Linked DNA regions of Homo sapiens: all the other regions are linked to region 1. The links are chromatin contacts, found by Hi-C or POLR2A ChIA-PET in ENCODE. All regions are on one chromosome and are shown on one strand. Each heading gives the region's core, a stretch centred on a gene start or an enhancer-like site at or near the end of the contact. The rest is flanking DNA. Distances are from core to core; before and after follow the strand shown.

Region 1 (2,700 bases), core at 1-2,500:
CCTTCTGGCCGGCTGTAGTGGCTCACGCCTGTAATCCTAGCACTTTGGGAGGCAGCACTGGGCAGATCACTTGAGGTCAGGTGTTGTTCGAGACCAGTCTGACCAACGTGGTGAAACCCCGTCTCTACCATTAAAAAAAAAAAAAAAAAAAAAAAGCTGGGTGTGACAACGCGCCTGTAGTCCCAAGTACTTAGGAGACTGAGGCAGGAGAATCGCTTGAACCTGGGAGGCGGAGATTGCAGCGAGCAGAGATCGCGCCACTGCACTCCAGACAGAGCGAAACTGCCTCTCCAGAAAAAAAAAAAAAAAAAAAAAAAAGGCTCTGCCTTCTCTCTCTTCAACTGTCTAAACCCCAACGCTGCAGAAAGCGGTGACCCCAAGTCCCAGAATGATGATGCTACTGCAGGGTAACAAACAGGTTTTCTGTCAGGCCTGATTGTGAACCAGCAGCAACTGCAGGCTGACAGTTTCTCACATAAGCACGTAGGGCTTGTTAAATTTCACTTCCAGCCCCAAACCAGGAAGCGCTGTTTAAGATGAGCCCAAGAAGAAAGCAATCTAGCTTCAGAAACAAAACTCGCCAGACTCTAGAAAGACTATAAGGGTTTAAATTTGGGACTGTTCTCCGTTTTGCATTGGAACCTATGTTCTCCTCCCCATAAAAGTTTATTAAAATTCGAAACTGCCAAAAAACAAAGTAAAATCATATAAAACATACACAGGCGCGTGCACGCACGCACACACACACAGACCAATTTGTTTTTGTGATCCGCTTCCTTATCTAGACTGTCCAGGCTTGGGCCAGATTTGAGTTGGTAAACTCTCGCAGCTAAAGCGGAGCAGAATGTAGAAAGAGTATCTACTTCTCCGGATTGTTGGGAGGAGGGTCGAAGCGTAGACTGGCCACGCCCGGGTCCCGCTCTCTCGTTGCACAACTGCAAGCTAGATCTGGGCATCGAAGGAGGAACGCTGCAACCTCCAACCCCTTCTTTCTGACCAACCGGGACCAGAGCAGTGCTGGGGCCGGGGCGGGTCACCGGGTGAGGACCGGGGCGGAGGGTGTTAAGTTACAGGGCAGGAGCCCGGGTCCCTCCGCGGGCAGGAAGGGGAGGGCCCATCGGGGCTAGGGGAACCCCGGCGCAGACCTGGGGTGGGGTCGGAAAAGCTGTTTCATCGCCCGCTCCCGGGCCCTCCGCTCCCTCCCTCCCTCCCTCTCTCCCTGGCAGGACTCCCCGCCAGGCCTCCCCGCCACTCTCCGCGGCGCATTCCGGGAGGCAGCGGCCGCAGCGGCCTCGCCATGTCCCAGCCCGGCCAGAAGCCCGCCGCCTCCCCGCGGCCCCGGCGAGCAGCCGCCGCCCGCCGCACCCATGAGGTGAGTGGCGCTCCTGTCGGCGTCGCGGGGCTGGGCGATGGGGTACCGGGTCCCGGAGCTGTGGCCGCCCTCCCTGGGCGTTGCCAGGCTGGCGGGTCTGCAGTCCCCGGCGCCCCCGCGGGGCAGGGAGAGGGCTAGGGGCTTGGCCGCTGCCAGGCAGGTGGCTGCAGGTGGCTTCGGTTCCCCGGCCGGGTCCAGTGCGCTGGGCGTGGCGTTGGCCGGGTAGAGTGGAGGGGGGGACGCGTCAAGAAAAGTTGGCTGGTAAGACGTGGGTGAATGAGGATGAGGATGAACGGGGAATGAGGTTCACTCAGGACCCCCGAGTGAGTGGGGTGGTTTCACTGGACAGCGGGATGTAGTCTTCCGCGCTAAGGCCGGGCCGCAGGGCGTGGCTGCCTGGAGACGCAGAGCCTCTTCCCTAACCAGCCTCGAGCCAAATTGGGCGGGCGAGGAGGGGCGGGGCCTGCGCCGGGCCCCACCCCCAGGGTTCTGCCCACCTGGCAGCCGCCTTGGGATGTGCGGAGCTCAGTGCCAGCCCGGTCCCGGCCAAGCGGAGTGTGAGCCCGGCGCCTCCAACGCAACACCCCGCGCCCTCGCCGGCTCCCCCGCCGTGCGGATCGGAGCCAGCCGGTTGTTGCCATGGCATTCGCCAGCTGGTGGTACAAGACGGTAAATAGGAGCGGTTGTGCCTGGGCAGGACCCGGAAGGGAGTGTGTTGGAAGGGAGTGTGTTTGCTTTGCCCTTCTGGGCGTGCGGATGAAGCGTTGTCCGGGGTTTGGCGGGGAAGGGGTGCGGACCGGGTGCGACCTCCTCGCAGACCTTCAGGTTAGGCTCGGGGAGAGGCAGGGGACTCACCCTCTTGTGGTATGTATGAGCGCGCCCGAGCGTGCGCGGCGCATGCACCTCTCTCGCCCCGATGTCAAGCACTATGCTCTGCTGGCGCTCACAAGTGGGATGGAACTGGAATTGTTGCTGGAGGAATTCTGTCTAGGAGGTGGATTCCTGAATGCACTAGGACGCAGCTCGCAAGAGCTTTGATCTAGAGTTCTTTTTTAACCCCTAAGTAAAGTTCAAAACTTTTAGAGGGCGATTGTTGGACGTACATTCGCCGACGCAAAGGAGAGGCAGCTGCAATGTGAGGCAAGGAGAAAATCCCAAACATCAAGGGGCAGAAGCAACTGAGATCTGAGACCAAGACCCTTGGAGAGAGCGGTGGAGGGGTGGAGGAAAGAAAGCGAGAAAGTGAGAGAGGGAGGGAGAGAGAGACAGCGCGCACAAAAGCGAGCTTCTCTGCACTTTATTACTTTGGATGAGGGACAAGAACATTC
Region 2 (2,700 bases), core at 78-2,577, 850 kb before region 1:
AAAGGGCCAGGCATGGTGGCTCATGCCTGTAATTCCAACACTTGGGAAGGCTGAGACAGGCAGATCACTTGAGGTCTGGAGTTCGGGACCAGCCTGACCAATATGGTGAAACCCTGTCTCTATTAAAAATACAAAAAATTACTTGGGTGCCATGGCACACACCGGTAGTCCCAGCTGCTTGGGAGGCTGAGGCAGGAGAATTGCTTGAACCAGAGAGGCGGAGGTTGCAGTAAGCTGAGATGGTGCCATTGCACTCGAGCCTGGATGGCAGAGCAAGACTCCATCTCAAAAAAAAAAGGAAAAAATAGATGCAGTTGAAGCTTTGTAGACTCGTACCTCTTTATGCATACACAATGGAAAACAGGATATGTGTATTCTCTGATCCTTTCAATAGGCCTGAGGACCGCTCCTCACCAGAGTTCTACAGTACACAGCGGCTCAATCAGAGGAGAAAAAGTCCTTGTACTAAAGCTCATGCTCCTTAGTGGGGATCACTTATCCCTCACTTACCAAATTCCTGTAAAGGAGGAGAGATTTTTCTTCTCCTTCCAGCTCAAGGAGTGTTGAAGGGGCGCTTTGCATCCTTTGCTCCTTTTCTCACTTGGAGGAGGAGGATTCCTCTGGTTAGATTAAGGACAGTCTATCTGCCACTGGGCCACACCTTCACACAGGGGTGGGGAAACGGACTCAAAAATAACCTAAGGTGTGGCCGCCCCTCCCTTGTGCTGCCAGCTAAAGGCTTCCTGGATGGAGAGGAGAACTAGGGCTCCTTGGTTTTCCTGTGGTTTACCTGTCTGGAGATGCCCACACTGTTCCCTTTCTGGGGGCAGCTGTCCCTGCCACCCCCTGAACTTTTTAATCACACAGTGACTGATTTGATGAGGCTAAAGGAGATCTTCTATGCAGGGGGCTGGATGAAGGCACCCAGAGTCAGCTCTACACAAGGGTCGCATTCTAGATGTCGGGGGACAGCCCCCGTGGCCACAGGTTCCAGCCGTGCTCTTTAATTCTGTCTTCCCAGGAGTTGCTGGTCCTCCATTCCCAGAGTGGGTCCTTTGGTCCCCATTTAACACATCTGGCTAGAACCCTGGGCAGACTGTGTTAAAGATCATCCACACTCAGTTCTCAAGGATGACTTAATAATGGGAGGAAGCGCAAAATCTCCACCCCATAAACAGCTTGTAATTTTACATATGAAATGTTTTAAGTTTCACAAGGCACACAAGAGAATAGGAAGGAGGCATCTCTTCTTGCTTCTGAGAAAGCTCAGCTGCAGGTCCCCAGAGGCTTGAGCCCCGCCAACTAGGAGGGAGGAGTTGAGTGCGCTGGAAGAGTCCGTAAAAAACCCCAGAGCCCCAGCTTGCACGATGTTCTGTGCCGTCATTGGCTCTCCTAGTTCCCCTCTCTCTCCTACCTTCAGCTCTGCACAGCTCACCAGAAAAGTCGCCTGGAGACAGGAAGTATAAACTTGTGCATAAATATAGACCCATTTTTAAATATCCCTTGTGCTTAAAGGGACCAGGCCAGAATTCTCTTCCCCTAATGAGCAGGATTAAATTCTTCCCCTTCAAACATTCGGTGTATTTGGTAAGAAGACCCCTATTAATATAAGAAAGGAACTCTAAGTAAAATATCTCAGGATCCCAGTTCTTTACAATATTTCCCACGACCTGTGAACAATTATTATGGTGTAGTAAATTAGGGAGCATGGCTTTCTCTGGCAACCAAATGTCAAGATAACGACCTAATAATACTCACTGGGGATATAAATAGTGTGGTCTGGGCCACATAGATCCATTTACCACCAGTTTAGGAATTTACCATCAGTTTAAGAATTTACCAGTTCTTTCTCCTTAAGGGGCATCTTTGGACAGCCTTGAATTGGAAGAAATGGCTGTCTGGAGTCTAGCCCAAAGGGCCAGGTTGGAGGAAGCAGAGAAGGTGGTTATTAAAATCAACAACATTCGCAGGAGATTGGATCACTTGCTTTCTTCAGTAAACAGAAAGAGTAGAGCTTTGGCTGTGAATTTTTTGGTGGTTAATTTTTGCTGTTTTTTTCTGCCAGCCCCTATTGCCAATCTCTCTCCATGTTCTTTGAAAGATCATTCTTTCTATCCTTGCAGATCACACGGAATTACTCAGCAAGGAGCAGGGCAGAAAACAGGAGGTTACATGAGAGTCTACACACTGGCCAGGAAGCTGCCAAGTCCCTTTTCCCTGCTTGGCAGCCAGAACCCTGAGGATGAGGCCCAACCCCCAGCTGTGAAGCTGGAGAGACTGAATGGCTCAAAAGAAAAGGTGTCCAGGAACCAATAATTGGGGGATCTCCCAGTGAGGCAACCAGATCTGTACCTGTTCATTTATTCTTTAATTTGTTCACTCAAGAAAGAGCCTACTATCTGCCAAGCAGTCTTGATGCTGCAGATACAGCGGTAAATAGACACCAATCCCTGACCTCAAGGCACTTATATTCTAATAGTGAAGAGACAGTAAACTAAATAAATCATACCATATATTAAAAGATAGACTGGGTGTGGTGGCTCACGCCTCTAATCTCAGCACTTTGGGAGGCCAAAGCAGGTGGATCACTTGAGCTCAGGAGTGTTGATCAGCCTGGGCAACAAGATGAAACCCTGTCTCTACCAAAAATACAAAAAATTAGGTGAGCCTCCATGGAGGTGTGCATCTGTGGTCCCAGCT
Region 3 (2,700 bases), core at 45-2,544, 820 kb before region 1:
CTGGGCTGAGCAGTATTCCTGCCTTTCAACATCACCCTGAAGGCTCTGACCTGTGAGTACTGATTCACAGGCGGTGTTGGAGGCACTTTAAGATTCCTGCCATGTCATCCTGTTCCTCTTCTGACACAGGCAAGAGCAGTAATGTTCCAGTTGGGCGTTGACTTCTTCCAGGACTGGGTCAACATTCAGGAATTATGAAACTAGTTGCCTCATTTCCTCATGATCTGAAAACCCAAAGGCAATTCCCTCAGGAGGAACAAGTGGGTGGCTGCCATATAGACACCAGCTGGATATCCTCATAGTCGGAGTTTGAGATGAGGAAAGGGTGATGCCCCTTGATAGCAACTTAATGCACATGGGGCATTATTCTGACACACAGTGACACACCTGGCTGTTGTTACTCCTCTTGGATTATTCCATCCCTTGTACTGAGAGCAAGGCCAACCCCAACATGATGAAGCAATTGGTTGGGAGGAAGGTTTCCATAAAAGAAAGGAGAAAGAGAATGATGCAATCTCCATTTTTGTTTCTTCCTCACCTAGTTGAATTCTATAGCAACATTAGCAGAAACACTAGATCCAAGCTCAGGATTCCCAGTTGTGGTGGTGGGAGAGGTGCCCCCAGGAAGTATTGTAGGACTCCTGGAAGTATACACAGGGCTAATGCTAGGCTGCAGTTCAGCAGCATGCGGCAAGGACCAGCAGCAGTTCTGATTGGTTGGGGCCAACGCGATCTGGGGCGTTAATATTTTAAATATGTCTAGATGTATTCTGATATTTAATATTACATAAACATTTTATATGTGGAAAATAAAGGAGGGGAATTTTGTAATTCAAACTACAGGAACTGGTAGGTGAGATGGAGTAATGCAAAAATCACAGTGGGAGGAAAGAAATCCCTGGGGACCACCCCAGCATTTGGGATGGTGATAGTAAGAATTTTGCACATATCAGAAGGGCACATGAGTAAAATATGGTTGAGAAACACTACATAAAATAGAGGTGGTTCTGGTTTGATACCAGCAGGGGTGATACATGAAGAAAACCCATTATAAATCTTCCGTGCATGCCGTTGCGGGGTGGTGCGTTGTCAGACATAGAGATTGAAATCACTCAGCCTTGTGGTCATGAGGCGTGCCAATGGCTTTCCTGAGTCTTTGGGGGCTCCTGAGCAGTGTTCCAGGCACCCTCGTTTGTTCTCACCATTCTGTGATTTCAGGCTCACGTGTTGGAAAAGGGCTTCCTGAAGTAGAGGCCCACAGAAGGCACTACAGTGTGGTGGTGAAGAGCGTGGTTTCAGTCCCAGGCAGACCCAGTCCCAGTTCCTCGGCTGCCACTCACTGGCCACAGAATGCAAGCAAGTGACTTAATCTCTCCGGCCTCCAGTTTCCTCTTTGGTGAGGGTCACAGGACTCACCGCAGAGGAGAGGGGAGGAGCATTTGAGATGATATACTGATAATGTGTTTTCCACAGGGCCTGGCCTAGAGTAGGTGCTTAGTAAGTGGTAGCTGGCACTGCCAGTGCACAGGAGTGAGAGAGCTTGTGAGTCCCACTTCAGCCACAGAAGAGGAGGCAGAAATGCCATGAAGGTTGAGAACTGGAAAAGGGTGATGATCAGGAATAATGACCCTAAGGAAGCAGGAGGTCTTCTGAATCCTCGAAGATTTCCCTGTCCCCAGTAAATCTCCAGTCCTGATGAAGAAAAAAATCTTGTTTCTTGTTTTCGAGAGTGTCAGAAGTAGCTGGAAAGATGTGTCCTGTGCCTAGCCAAAGTTAGGAGAAGAGAAAACACCTAGGAACCAGAGGCAAAAAGAAAAAAAAAAAACCTGGAACCTGGGGCTTGCAGAAAGGCAAAAAAAAAAAAAAAAAAAAAAAAAAAAAATAGTAGCTGACAGTCAGCCAAGACTCGAAGTGTGGCCCCAGGGGCTTGGCCAACAAGAAGCCTGTGGCAATTCCTGACGCAGTAGTTCTGGGAAGTTGATTTACCCAATAAACCTCCCTGCATGGGCTCAGTTTAAGTTTGCAGCTTACTATAAATAAATGTTTGTTCAATGAACACAACTGAATGGGCAGGCTAGCTTGGCTAATAGTATCTATGATTTAGCTACTCTAGAGCCTTCCAAAGGTATCAGGTGTGCCTTATCCATTAGCACAGAGAGGCACAGGGCTGAGCAGGTGAAGGGAGTACACCGCTGTGGTTTGACCTGCTCAATATCCCTTCTTCCTGAAACAGAATCTATCTTTTCTTCTTGGGGAGCCACCCCTCCACTACTTTTAGCCCTTGGCTTAGGTTCTTCTTTTAAGACTCAGTTCTACCAGGAGGTAACCTCTGGTAAATTCTCAAATCCTAGTGCCAGGGTTAGGCATGCGATCAAGGCAATATATCCAAGAAGCGGTATGGGAGGCAATTTGAGCCAATGAGATGCAACTCAATACCTGGAGCCCCTGGGCCAGAGACTTGGAGTTTGTATATCTGCAATTGTTGGGGTTTTGCCTTCTCTCCAAGAAAGCCTGAGTGAGGATGAAGACAACAGGATAAAGCAGAAACGAGAGGGAGAGATGGATTCCTCCTGACACCATTTGAGCTCCTCCTTCTCCAGCTGAGCGTGAGCTAGCCCTGCATTTTCCCGTTGCGTGGGCTCGTAAATTCTCTTTGTGCTTGAGTGGGTTTGAGGTGGGCATCTTTCACCTAAATACAAT
Region 4 (2,700 bases), core at 39-2,538, 930 kb before region 1:
AAGAGAAATCGTAGAAAATGCAAAGGGAAATTAGATTAAAAAAAAAAACAGTGACCACATAAAGAATATCTCCCATTATATCCTCTCTGAGCACGAGAAACTATTAAACTACTTTCAACCGAGCAATAAGGGCCCATAATAAAAAGCTGTTGCCCTAGTTTTTTTACTGCCCTACTCAATACCCCCTCTTTCATACCCTCAAAATAGCTCAGCTGAGAAAAGAAACAGTCCAATTTTACAGAAGGGAAAAATAAACAGATAAAAGGATAAGCAAGAACTCTTTTCAACACAGAGTAAGGTACTGGTTAGAATTTTAATACTGTATGGAGGAGTCTAACCCCAGAGTAATCCCTGGCCCATTTTGGTGTTAGTAAGTGGATCCCAGTGTTCGTTTGTATCGAGGTAGTTTGAAGCACGTTAGGGATATTCATAGCCTTTACTTCAGTGCATTATTATGAAAGAATCTAAAGTATCTTTGCATTTACGTGATTATGTTTTCAGTTGGTCTGCGGAGCTATTATTAAATATGTGGCCATAACGTGTACAGAAAAATCTCCAAGTAAACTGGCATTTAACTTACCAACACGTTAAACCCCCATACATAACTTCCTTTAAAAACGATCACACTAAAAATCCCAGCATTTAAAATCCTGAAGTTTTCGGTAAAATACGCTAAATATAGCTTGAAATAGTAAATAATCCCCCCAAGGCGACATTAGCAAATTAATTGGTGTGTGAACAAAGAACTCTTTCTGCAGCAGCATGAATGTTGCCTTTATTTTTTCTCACAAGTATGATTTTAGAAAACAGCTGTAGCGCATGTTGACAAATGAGAAAGCGGCAGACGTGGTAAAGCACTTTCGGTCAAGGCCAAGAGGGGGGGAAATCGGGTTGCTGGGGCGGCACTCGGGCTGGAATCCCTAGCTTCCCTAACCTCCTTTTTCCAGTCCGGAGTGAGCGGGGGCCCCATCGCCCCACCCCCCTTTCCTGGCTCTGGTTACGGCCTTGCGAGTTGAACAAACTTGCTGCAGGCGGATTGGCGGCTGGGAGCTCTCGGGCTGGGGCGTTGTATTTATTAATTTATATTCCGCGGCGCCCCGCGCGGGCGGCTCCTTTGTGTCCAGCCGCCGCCACCGGAGCTCCCGGGGCCTCCGCGGGGAGCGCGTCCCCCGCATCCGCCCGACCCCCGGGGCTGGCACGTGCTGCGCCCGGTCCGCTGAGGGGGCGGAGGCCCCGATCTCCCCGACCCCCCTTCTCTGCTTAGAGGAGGAGGAGCAGCGGCAGCGGCAGCAGGAGGCGACAGCTGCCAGCCGAGGAGGCGCGGCGGAGAGGGGACTGCGGTCAGCTGCGTCCACTTGGGGCTGTGCGGCGGTCCCGCGCCCGGCGATGTTCCCGGGCACTCCCTGAGTAGCGGCAGCTTATCCCCCGCCCGCTAGCCCGCCCTGGTCCCCGGCTCGCTCGCTGGCTGGCGCGGCCCCGGCCCCGCTCTGCGTCGGCCCCGCCGCGGTGGAGGCGCGCGAGGGGGACGCGGCCGGGGATGAGCGGATTGCGGGTGAACTCGCCGCCCGGGGGCCCCGCGAAGCCGTGAGCCGCTGCTTTTCTCCGAGTCGCCGCCCTGCCCTTGGATTTGAGATCATGTACGTACGCGCCGCCGTCCTGCCATTGTCTCTCTCCAGCGCGTGCCGTGCGCCCCAGGGACAGGGGCTGGTGCCCATCCTCGCCGCGCGCTGTCCCCCGCACTTCCTGTTCCGAGGAGAGACCCGCGCGCTGACCGTGCTTCCCTTCTCCCCTCGCCCCCTCTGTCCGTGCAGGTCCATCCACATCGTGGCGCTGGGGAACGAGGGGGACACATTCCACCAGGACAACCGGCCGTCGGGGCTTATCCGCACTTACCTGGGGAGAAGCCCTCTGGTCTCCGGGGACGAGAGCAGCTTGTTGCTGAACGCGGCCAGCACGGTCGCGCGTCCGGTGTTCACCGAGTATCAGGCCAGTGCGTTTGGGAATGTCAAGCTGGTGGTCCACGACTGTCCCGTCTGGGTAAGGAAGAGCAGCTGCTCCGCGCTGAGGCTGAAGAAGCTTTTCTTTCCTTTTTTTTCCCCCTCCCCCTTCTGCCCACTTCCGTGAGTGTGGAGTGTCCGCGTTACATGGGTCAAATTTTTAAACATTTTTGAGAAAATCTTTGGTCCTTTGTTTCACTGGGCAGGGAACAGCCCTGTCAGAGAACACTCTTAGGAAGATAGAAGGCCCCAGTGGGAATGTGGAGCACTTACTGGTACACTTCACGACTGTGGGTTGACCCTTGGTAGGCAGCAGACAGTTGAATGTGCCAACTCCAAGGGACGGGGTCACTAAGTTTCATCAGCAAAAAGCAGTGTTTTTTTATGTCTACCCTATGGGTGATAGTGTAATATTGGTGTTCTAAAAATACATCCCTCTCAAAGCTCAACACAGGCAAAAATACTTTTCACTGGGACAGTTCAGAAATAGTTCCTCTGGAAAGCGGAGGAAAAGACAGGGACTGGGAGTTAATTTTAAATGACTCATTTATAGCACTATTAATTGATCTCTGAAAACTTAATTTTAATAATGCAAATACTCTTTATGTGTTAGCCATTTGTCTTAGTGACTCATAAATCAGAAATAACATTACTAATGTTGTTTGGAAAACTTTTAAAAAATTAAAATTTGTAATAATTGAAC
Region 5 (2,700 bases), core at 104-2,603, 740 kb before region 1:
AGCTATGGAGCTGAAGTGGAGCTTAGAGGTTAGGGAACAAAGGGACATGGAGCCCAGGCCAATCAGAGTTCTACATTGCCTTTTCTTGGTAGTTTCAGAGCAGCATCAATGCAGATGGTATGGTCTGAGCTAAGCCCAGGCCAATCAGAGTTCTACATTGCCTTTTCTTGGTAGTTTCAGAGCAGCATCAATGCAGATGGTATGGTCTGAGCTAATCTGAAGCTTTTCAAGAGCAAGATGTTTTCAGGCAAATTTTACATCCTTAAAATTTCAAAAGGGTTTGTAGACTTAGTGCATCTAATTTCTTGAAGATGTATTAATTAGACACAAAGTTAATTGTATCAATATCCAAGTATACTCTTAAGAATGAAATGGGTATATAAGGTAGCACTTATGTTTATGGCTGGTAAGGCTGTGTAACAATTTGGCCAATGGACAGGAAAGCAGGAGACTTATTGGAAAGAGCAGGTAATATATGACAATTAGGGCAGGTTGGTGAGAGGGAAGCTTTAGAACTAAACTATGGCAACTTCAGAGCAGACCAGAACCTGTGGGACTGTTGAAGGCCAGAGCTAGGGTGGGTCTGAGACCTTGTCTAATCTAGAGCCATTCAGGCAGAGTTTCAGAGGAACCTGTGGATATGCGTCAGTCCCCTCTGATATGCAGGAGCCTATTCCATTGTGTATCTACACAGTTCTTTTTTCCAAAATGGTTATAAAGCATTTTCTTAAAAACTAGCCTTCAGGTTCATGAAATACGAGGAGGAGGAAGTGAAAATGTACTGACTGCTACTGGTAGACCTAGGGTCAGCTTTGAGGACTGAGGTAACCACCACAGGAAATAAGTTTTGAGGTCTGATTTTGAAACAATATTGGAAGACCATTCCTTTGTGAGATAGAAACTTCTCCATTTTAATTTTAGTATTTTAAGCTTTTCCTACAGGTCAGTTGGGAATAATTTTTATTTAGGGACTCACAATCTTGAATTTTTAGCTAAATGCCTTAAGAATAAAATATTATTTAAAAAGTATTAAAATGCTGTGATTCCAAACAGTTTCTTGTTCAAGATGAAGAATATAAAAATATACCACCATGTCTCGGCAACTGGAAAAGCAGATTTTAATTTTCATTCCAAAAATGAGAGACTGAAAATCAAAGGCTTAGGACCACAATCCACAACCCTCCTCCCAACCTCCTGTCTGTCTTTGATAAAAAGCTACAAAGAAAAAGTTTCAGGAAACTTTCAGACATTTATAATTAGCATAAACACTGTATACCAAGATGTGTAAGTCAAAACGTCTAATTACTCTGGGATACAAGCTCAGGCATGTGGCAACAGAATACTGCCTGAAAGGTCATTTCAACATCAAGTCACGGACGTCCTATTTACATAAGGATCTAGGGCAGAAGCACAATGTGCACACTGCTGCAACTTTCTCATATGTGAATGCTAACATCTGCTGAAAAGCTGTTGGTACCTTTACTGCAGGTTTCCTGTCCTTGAGTCAAATACTTTCTACTCAATATTGGATTGAGGTATACATTAGATTAAAAATAGAACCAGCAAGGGTTTTCTTCATTTATTTAAGTGTTTTGTTCTTCTGTGGGATTACAAATCATTCAAACTTACAGAATTCTTGTTTGACAGACACCTTTTCTGATAAGGTGATTGTAAATGCTCAGTGAACCAGCAGTACCATGGTTTGACATGACAATTCCTGGTGTTAAAGTGGACTCATATAGCTGAGCGGGCCAAGATCATCTATAATTTCTTTTTTATAGATTAGGGACAATGAGGCTTAGTGATTTGTTCAAGTTAGAGTCATACTTAGATTGACAACCCCTGTACTACAAATCCGAGCCTGCTCCATGGCTGTCTGAAACACTCATTACCTTGTAATACTAACATATTATGTTTATAGTCTTTCTCCCTTCACTAGAATATAAGCTCTGCAAGGACAGAGGCTTTTGTCTGTTGTGTTCCCTGAATATATTGTCAGCACCTCAAGTGGTGCGTGGCACAAAGTAGTCACTCAATGCATATTTGTTAAATGAAAAGGTGGATTAATGCCTGAGCCAGGCCTAGAACTGAAGTGTTTGCTTTCTTTCCACCAGCATTTCTGAAGCATGCTGAAAAGTTTCCTTATGTGAAAGAGGGGTTCTTTCCTCAAATAAATTTAGGAAATGCCAAGTTAAACAAAATAACTTTCTTTGCTGTGGGTCTTTTCATACTGAATAGTTTCCCAATTTGTATGGCCTCAGAACCCACCTCCCCTCCGGCATCCCAGGAAGCCAGTCCATCTCTTAATTTTATCTAAAATCTATTATTTGACTATATATAGACTATATATTAGCTTAGATACAAACTTACTGCAAACATTTAAACATTAGAATTCTCTGTTGTTCTCAAATTATTTCTAGACTCTTGATTCTGTGACTTCCTTAAAATCTAGAAAATATACTTTAAGCTAGAGAAATATATTTGCATGTACTATTCAGGCTCCACAGTTTAGGGACAGAATAGTCTAGAATCAGAACAGAAAATAGAAACCTCAACCTGAAAGCCACATGTGCTATTTTTTAAACTAGACCTGCAGTTATGACTTTAGGCCCAAACATTATGGGTTGAGGGGAGAAAAAAAAAAAAGCCTCTCACATCAGCCCAGATGTGCAAACCAATGCTGAAGGGTGGAGGAGTAGG

What was found. A loop is a pair of places that touch in the nucleus more often than their neighbours do. ChIA-PET counts read pairs that join two places held with the same protein, here RNA polymerase II (POLR2A). Pooled maps may share reads with other maps.
Region 2: a map of B cell shows a loop between it and region 1 (7-fold over the local background). The contact joins the enhancer-like site here to the promoter of CAST in region 1. A Hi-C loop is called at or near these places in 3 of 168 maps with a recorded cell type or tissue (B cell, CD8-positive, alpha-beta T cell and naive thymus-derived CD4-positive, alpha-beta T cell), 1 of 37 single-sample maps with no recorded cell type and 7 of 50 pooled maps. POLR2A ChIA-PET finds 5 or more read pairs at or near these places in 2 of 52 experiments (CD4-positive, alpha-beta T cell and activated naive CD8-positive, alpha-beta T cell).
Region 3: a pooled map shows a loop between it and region 1 (4-fold over the local background). The contact joins the enhancer-like site here to the promoter of CAST in region 1. A Hi-C loop is called at or near these places in 6 of 168 maps with a recorded cell type or tissue (CD8-positive, alpha-beta T cell, ascending aorta, gastrocnemius medialis and 3 more), 2 of 37 single-sample maps with no recorded cell type and 19 of 50 pooled maps. POLR2A ChIA-PET finds 5 or more read pairs at or near these places in 6 of 52 experiments (A549, CD4-positive, alpha-beta memory T cell, MCF 10A and 3 more).
Region 4: a loop to region 1 is called in a pooled map, with 12 times the contacts of the local background. The contact joins the promoter of RHOBTB3 here to the promoter of CAST in region 1. A Hi-C loop is called at or near these places in 10 of 50 pooled maps. POLR2A ChIA-PET finds 5 or more read pairs at or near these places in 2 of 52 experiments (A549 and B cell).
Region 5: a loop to region 1 is called in a map with no recorded cell type, with 6 times the contacts of the local background. The contact joins the enhancer-like site here to the promoter of CAST in region 1. A Hi-C loop is called at or near these places in 1 of 168 maps with a recorded cell type or tissue (lower leg skin), 14 of 37 single-sample maps with no recorded cell type and 5 of 50 pooled maps.

Annotation. Positions count from the first base shown.
Region 1 is chr5:96,661,126-96,663,825 of GRCh38, forward strand. CAST (calpastatin) reads left to right here and starts at 1,251. Exons shown (of 32, transcript NM_001750.7): 1 at 1,251-1,372. The coding sequence starts at 1,298. RefSeq lists an enhancer at 904-1,405 and silencers at 968-1,557, 1,748-2,027.
Region 2 is chr5:95,807,549-95,810,248 of GRCh38, forward strand. No RefSeq gene overlaps it. Among named protein-coding and RNA genes, the nearest start is that of GLRX, 14 kb to the right of the region's middle. RefSeq lists enhancers at 839-888, 1,139-1,228, 1,649-1,728. Within about 2 kb of position 1,328, at least 28 of the 41 ENCODE cell types and tissues checked have a DNase peak (open chromatin) inside an H3K27ac peak, as active enhancers do; they include B cell, CD4-positive, alpha-beta T cell and CD8-positive, alpha-beta T cell, where a contact is called at or near this core.
Region 3 is chr5:95,841,962-95,844,661 of GRCh38, forward strand. The region is part of intron 1 of LOC124901029 (a long non-coding RNA gene); the gene reads right to left. The region is part of intron 2 of LOC102724720 (a long non-coding RNA gene); the gene reads left to right. Among named protein-coding and RNA genes, the nearest start is that of LINC01554, 8.9 kb to the right of the region's middle. RefSeq lists enhancers at 1,020-1,139, 1,150-1,259. Within about 2 kb of position 1,295, at least 24 of the 41 ENCODE cell types and tissues checked have a DNase peak (open chromatin) inside an H3K27ac peak, as active enhancers do; they include CD8-positive, alpha-beta T cell, ascending aorta, gastrocnemius medialis and 2 more, where a contact is called at or near this core.
Region 4 is chr5:95,730,048-95,732,747 of GRCh38, forward strand. It overlaps RHOBTB3 (Rho related BTB domain containing 3), which reads left to right and starts at 1,289. Exons shown (of 12, transcript NM_014899.4): 1 at 1,289-1,637; 2 at 1,812-2,037. The coding sequence starts at 1,636. It also overlaps a transcript of SPATA9 not described here. RefSeq lists an enhancer at 712-921 and silencers at 1,082-1,211, 1,272-1,651.
Region 5 is chr5:95,923,543-95,926,242 of GRCh38, forward strand. The region is part of intron 2 of ELL2 (elongation factor for RNA polymerase II 2); the gene reads right to left. Among named protein-coding and RNA genes, the nearest start is that of ELL2, 37 kb to the right of the region's middle. RefSeq lists enhancers at 562-701, 1,183-1,477. Within about 2 kb of position 1,354, at least 6 of the 41 ENCODE cell types and tissues checked have a DNase peak (open chromatin) inside an H3K27ac peak, as active enhancers do.